Regions from separate parts of the Homo sapiens genome. Here region 1 is linked to region 2. The links are chromatin loops, found by intact Hi-C in ENCODE. Cell type or tissue: thyroid gland. All regions are shown on one strand. Links, peaks and the distances in the headings refer to the core of each region. The heading gives the core; the rest is flanking DNA. Region 1 has its middle 2.6 kb from the start of CYP2W1. Region 2 overlaps DNAAF5 (dynein axonemal assembly factor 5).

Evidence for each region. Hi-C counts contacts between places; a loop is a spot of excess contacts. Peaks named below come from ENCODE experiments on the same cell type or tissue, not always from the same donor. Only the 100,000 strongest peaks of a DNase experiment are listed, where the experiment ranks them.
Region 1: it touches region 2 in a loop (2.2-fold over the local background); 3 of 110 quality-filtered maps call a loop at or near these places.

Annotation. Positions count from the first base shown.
Region 1 is chr7:979,158-982,059 of GRCh38, forward strand. It overlaps a transcript of CHLSN not described here. Among named protein-coding and RNA genes, the nearest start is that of CYP2W1, 2.6 kb to the right of the region's middle. In thyroid gland, for the core only: no CTCF peak of the experiment used is centred there; a DNase peak (open chromatin) is centred at 1,234.
Region 2 is chr7:785,310-788,190 of GRCh38, forward strand. DNAAF5 (dynein axonemal assembly factor 5) reads left to right here. Exons shown (of 13, transcript NM_017802.4): 13 at 208-1,166. The coding sequence ends at 344. Among named protein-coding and RNA genes, the nearest start is that of SUN1, 46 kb to the right of the region's middle. In thyroid gland, for the core only: a CTCF peak has its summit at 1,266 (motif pointing right); a DNase peak (open chromatin) is centred at 1,322.

The DNA of each region.
Region 1 (2,902 bases), core at 198-2,697, 190 kb after region 2:
ATTTTGCTTTCGAAGAAGTAAAGTTAGTTTTATTCAGATTCCTATTGAGCATTGCAATCCGGGAGGGTGTTTCAGAGTTTCAGTTCGACTGCTCCAAAGCAATGTTTCGGGCCTCAGCTTATCAACGGGTGGCGGAGGCTCTGCACCTGCTCAGGGGGTACCTTAGAGCCAAATGCGATCGTCAAAGTTTCGGTGCAAGAGTCCATCTCGTCATAGATTACAGCCACTGATCCTGTCAGACGTTATCTTATGTGCAGGAGGAGACAAGGGCTAGGATCGTTGACCTTATCTTTTTAAAAAACGCAGTGATTTGGCCGGGTGTGGTGGCTCACACCTATAATCCCAGCACTTTGGGTGGCCACGGTGGGCGGATCATCTGAGGTTAGGAGTTCAAGACCAGCCTGGCCAACATGGTGAAACCCCGTCTCTACTAAAAATACAAAAATTAGCCGGGCGTGGTGGTGAGTGCCTGTAGTCCCAGCTACTCGGGAGGCTGAGGCAGGAGAATCGCTTGAACCTGGGAGGCGGAGGTTGCAGTGAACTCCAGCCTGGGCAACAGAGAGGGAAACTCCGTCTCAAAAAAAAAAAAATGCAGGGATTCAAGCAAGAGCCGTGGGCACCTGCGCCATGCCTGCTCAGTCTCTGGGACATTCTTCCAGGGGGCGCGCCCAGTCACTGAGGCAGGGCGCACACTTTTTTCCGCACAGTTGCAAGGATGCCTTAAACTAAATTTCTGGAAACCGGGTCACTGAGCCAAGGGACAGTTCCTTTTTGATGTCTGGTGGATCTCTAGTACACTGCAAAAGCGTCCCGTGAAACTCCACTGGTGGAATGAGCAAACACGGCTTCTGGCCTCTGCTACTTTGTGTCACAAAGGGGGAAGACCACAAGCCCTCCTGTGGAGGGAGAAGCGCAGTGTTACGTTACGCAAAGACAGTGTGGTTGGGAGAATCTGTGCGGCCATCTCTGGAAGCCGCCATCTGCCACAGCCGACAGGTGCGGGCCTGAGTTTGGAACCAGGTCTGTCTGACTCCAGCCCCTCCGGGGGAGCCCACCTACCCACCCACCTCACCCACCCTGCCTCTGATGTCAGGGGCAGGCAGGACCTGAGCCAGCCAATCACAGCACTGCATTCCTCCTGGTCACAGAGATGGCTCAGGCCTGAGTATCTGTCTGGCAGGCCTGGACCAATCAGGTCTGATCAGAACAGTCCCAAGTTCCACTTGAGCAGCCAGGCTGCAGTTGGCACACGTCTCTGCAGGGCGCTGGAGGTCCACCGGACATCAGAAAGCAACAATGCCTTGGCTCAGCCACCTGGTTTCTAGGAATTTATTTTAAGATATCCTTGCAACTGTGCCCATCCTTGCAAGTATGCACACAGATATTTTTATCAGGATGTTCTGTGACAGCCTAAGATTGGAAACAATGTAAATATGCAAATATGCACACCCGGCCATGCCCCCCAGAGCAAGCAACACGTACAGGCAGCCGTTAGAGGAGTACTGTTAATTCCCCAGTAACAGTTACTTTTTTTTTTTTTTTTTTTTTGAGATGGAGTCTCACTCTGTTGCCCAGGCTGGAGTGCAGTGGTGCCATCTCAGCTCACTGCAAGCTCCGCCTCCCGGGTTCACGCCATTCTCCTGCCTCAGCCTCCTGAGTAGCTGGGACTACAGGCGCCCGCTATCACGCCCGGCTAATTTTTTGTATTTTTAGTAGAGATGGGGTTTTGCCGTGTTAGCCAGGATGGTCTCGATCTCCATCTCCTGACCTCGTGATCCGCCCACCTCAGCCTCCCAAAGTGCTGGGATTACAGGCATAAGCCACTGCGCCTGGCCAACGAGTTACTTTTAAAAGAGGGCTGGGCACTGTGGCTCACGCCTGTAATCCCAGTGCTTTGGGAGGCCAAGGCAGGTGGATCACTTGAGGTCAGGAGCTCGAGATCAGCCTGGCCAACATGGCAAAACCCCATCTCTACTAAAAATACAAAAATTAGCTGAGTGTGGTTGCATATGCCTGTAATCCCAGCTACCCGGGAGGCTGAGGCAGGAGGATCACTTGAACACGGGCGATGGAGGTTGCAGTGAGCCAAGATCATGCCACTGCACTCTAGCCTGGATGACGAGAGTGAGACTCCATCTCAAAAAAAAAAAAAAAGAAAAGAAAAGAAAAAGAGGCCGGCCCGGCATTGGCTCATGCTAGTAATCCCAGCGCTTTTGGAGGCGGCCACAGTAGGATCGCTTGAGCCCAGGAGGAGTTGAAGACCAGCCTCTAGACTCCGTCTCTAAAAGAAACTTACAAAATTCCCAGCACTTTGGGAGGCCGAGGCGGGCGGATCATGATGAGGTCAAGAGATCGAGACTGTCCTGGCCAACATGGTGAAACCCCGTCTCTACTAAAGATACAAAAAGTAGCCAGGTGTGGTGGCATGTGCCTGTAATCCCAGCTACTCGGGAGGCTGAGGCAGGAGAATCGCTCCAACCCGGGAGGCGGAGGTTGCAGTGAGCCGAGATCACGCCATTGTAGTCCAGCCTGGCAACAGAGTGAGATTCCGTCTCAAAAACAACAAAAACCCAAAACTTAAAAAATTAGGCCAGGTGCAGTGGCTTACACCTGCAATCCCAACACTTTGGGAGGTCGAGGCAGGAGGATTGCTTGAACCCAGGAGTGTGAGACCAGCCTGAGCAACGTAGCAGGACCTCCATTTCTACATAAATAAATAAATAAAGTTAGCTAGGCTGGGTGGTGCATGCCTGTAGTCCCAGCTATTTGGGAGGCTGAGGTGGGAGGATGGCTTGAGCCCCGGAGGTGGAGGCTGCAGTGAGCCTGTACTCACAGCACGGTAATCCAGCCTGGGCAACAGAGCAAGACCCTGTCTCAAAAACAAAACACACAAAAATCAAAA
Region 2 (2,881 bases), core at 1-2,500:
CAGCAGCGTCAGGTCATTCGTCCCCACATTGTGAGTCGGATCACTCGTATCCGCATTGTGACTACTGTATGTCCACCCAGCAGCGTCAGGTTATTTGCAGATGCTTTTACAGATGCTTGAACTTCACTACAAAGCCAATTTGCACGAGAGGTAAGATTGGTTTCATGTTTGTTTCTGGCATGTTCAAGGTGTTTTTCTGTTTTACAGAGGTCCTCAAAGAGGGCAGCGGGCTGTTCCCAGATCTCCTGGTGAGGGAGACGGAGGCCGTCATCCACAAGCACCGCTCGGCCACCTACTGCGAGCAGCTCCTGCAGCATGTGCAGGCCGTGCCAGCCACACAGTGACCACGCTGGTTTCAGCCACGGCACACCCTTGTCCCCACCTGAGCCAGAGTTTGTGGCCTTTAAATCTCATAAACAAGGCACCTCTGTGCCAGCAGTGAGACTGTGACAGCAAGAATGTACTCCTCAGGACACCTGCCCACTCTTTCCCTGGAATAACAGCCTCTGAGTGGATTCTGCATGTTATGTGATTTGTTCTGTTCATCGAGAGGGCTCCCAAACATCTGCAGCTGATTTGAAATTAAAAGTAAGTCGCAGCCGCTCCTCCCGCAGCCACTTCAGCAGCATCTTAGATTTTAAGCCTCACGTGCGCAGCTGGTTCATGAACTATTGGCTGCATCCTGCTTAGGTGCCCACCAAGAAGGTTTTTACCTACTTAACAAAAAAGAAAGAAGCCAAAGTGATTAGAAAGAAATGAAATCTCTTTTTGGGTTCTGTCTACTGAAATTTAATATCTCAGTGAACAGACTAAAAGGAATTTAGAATCCTAACAACTTATCAGATTTCTCCTGTTTTAAATATACTGGGACTTTAAAGGTTATATGTCCGGTCACCGTATGTTTTAAGTCGGTGTTAATGCTAACAGTGTTGAAAACAATATTTCATGAGATCTAATTGTGGTTGCCCCTATAGGTAGCAGGAAAGTAAAGTTGCATTTCCCTCTCGCACATTCTACACCCAAGTGCCTAAAAGATCTCATTGTAAGTGGGTAGTGTTACCGGAAGCCATTGTGTTCACACGGGGGAAATGCCGTATATATTTTTCAACAAATATTAACGTTTATACTTTCATGTTTGAAAATTTAATTAAAAATGTTTGTTTTAATGATTGTGTATGCCTGACTTTGTGAGTTGGTAACTAACCGACATGTCAGGCAGGGATCCCAGCCTCTAGAATTCCAGAGTTCCTCTGTGGGGTGTCGTAGTGCCCGCTCTGGACACCAGGGGGCAGGAGCTCCCAACACGTTCGGGGAACACCCCTGGTAAGGAGGGCCCCATAGGACTCACCTTGAGAGGGGCTGGGGCATCAGGGTGAGGGCAGGCCAGCCTTGGGGGGGTGTCAGGGTTGGGGGAGGTCAGCCTTGGGGGGCATCATCAGGGTGAGGGCAGGCCAGCGTTGGGAGGGGTGTCATGGTTGGGGAGGTCAGCCTTGGGGGGTGTCAGGGTCGGGTGAGGTCAGCCTTGGGGGGCATCAGGGTGAGGGCAGGCCAGCCTTGGGGGTGTCTGGGTAGGGGGAGGTCAGCCTGGTTGGCAGGTGGGGTGTCCAGGTGCAGAGAGGTCAATCTGGATGGGGGTTGGTTTCAGAGTTGGGGGACGTCAACCTTGATGGAGGGTGTTTTGTCTGGGTGGGGGAAGGTCACCTTTGGGATTGTCTGGGTGGGGGAGGTCAGCCTTGGGGGAGGTCAGCCTTGGGGGTGGCTGGGGTGTCCAGGTTGTGGGAGGTCAGCCTGGGGGGGACGCCGGGGTGGAGAGGTCAGCCTTGGGGGGTGTCTGGGTTGAGGGAGGTGAACCTCGGAGGGTGTCAGGGTTGGGTGAGGTCAGCCTTGGGGGGTATCTGGTTTGGGGGAGGTCAGCCTTGTGGTGTCTGGGTTGGGGGAGGTCAGCCTTGGGGGGTGTCTGGGTTGGGGGAGGTCAGCCTTGGGGGGTGTCTGGGTTGGGGGAGGTCAGCCTTGGGGGGTGTCTGAGTTGGGGGAGGTCACTCTTGGGGGGAGTCAGGGTGGGAGGAGGTCACTCTTGGGGGGTGTCTGGGTTAGGGGAGGTCACCCCTGGGGGGTGTCAGGGTTGGGGGAGTTCAGCCTTGGGGATGGCTGGAGTGTCCGGATTGGGAGGTCAGCATGTATAGCTGAGCCTGCCCCATGGACTCACATCCCCTGCCCTAGACACCCTCGCCACCCTCTGGTCCCCTTCAGAGTTGCACCGTCATGGCTGTTCCCTGCGCCAGCTTCTGTAACTCGTGGCCACAGGGATTTCGGGGGCCCTCAGGGGTGGTCTTCCACCTCTTCCTTGTGTGCCCTTTGACCTCTGTGGCTTCTGCCACATCCTTGAAGAGCCCTCAAGAGCCCCTGGGTCGGTGGTCCTTGGTGGCGATGGAGCCAGTGGCAGCAGCCTCACCTGGAAGCTTGTTAGAAAGGCACATTGCAGGGCCTCAGGCCAGACCTACTGAGGCAGAGACAGGTGGGCCGCAGTCAGCCCTGCAGGTGATTCTGAGGCTGCGGACTGGGAGGACCCCCACCTGTGCACCAAGCAGTTCCCATCCAGCTCCCATCCAGCACGAGGCTCCGTCGTCTGTCTCTGTCACAAGACCCAGAAATGAATGGCAGGGAGCTTGCCCGAGAGGACACACGTGTGAGGGGCCCCTCGACCCCTCGGACGCAAGTGCACCAACCCCTGGGCCGTCCCTCGCCCTGCATGCTGGGGCCACAGCATGGGAAGAGACATCAGCGCTGCCGCTCCGTCTCTACACATCTGTAAAGGGAGCTCCCAGGGACCTGGCACGTCCACAGGTGCGTGTGTTCAGAGAAAGACGGAAACCCAGCCTAC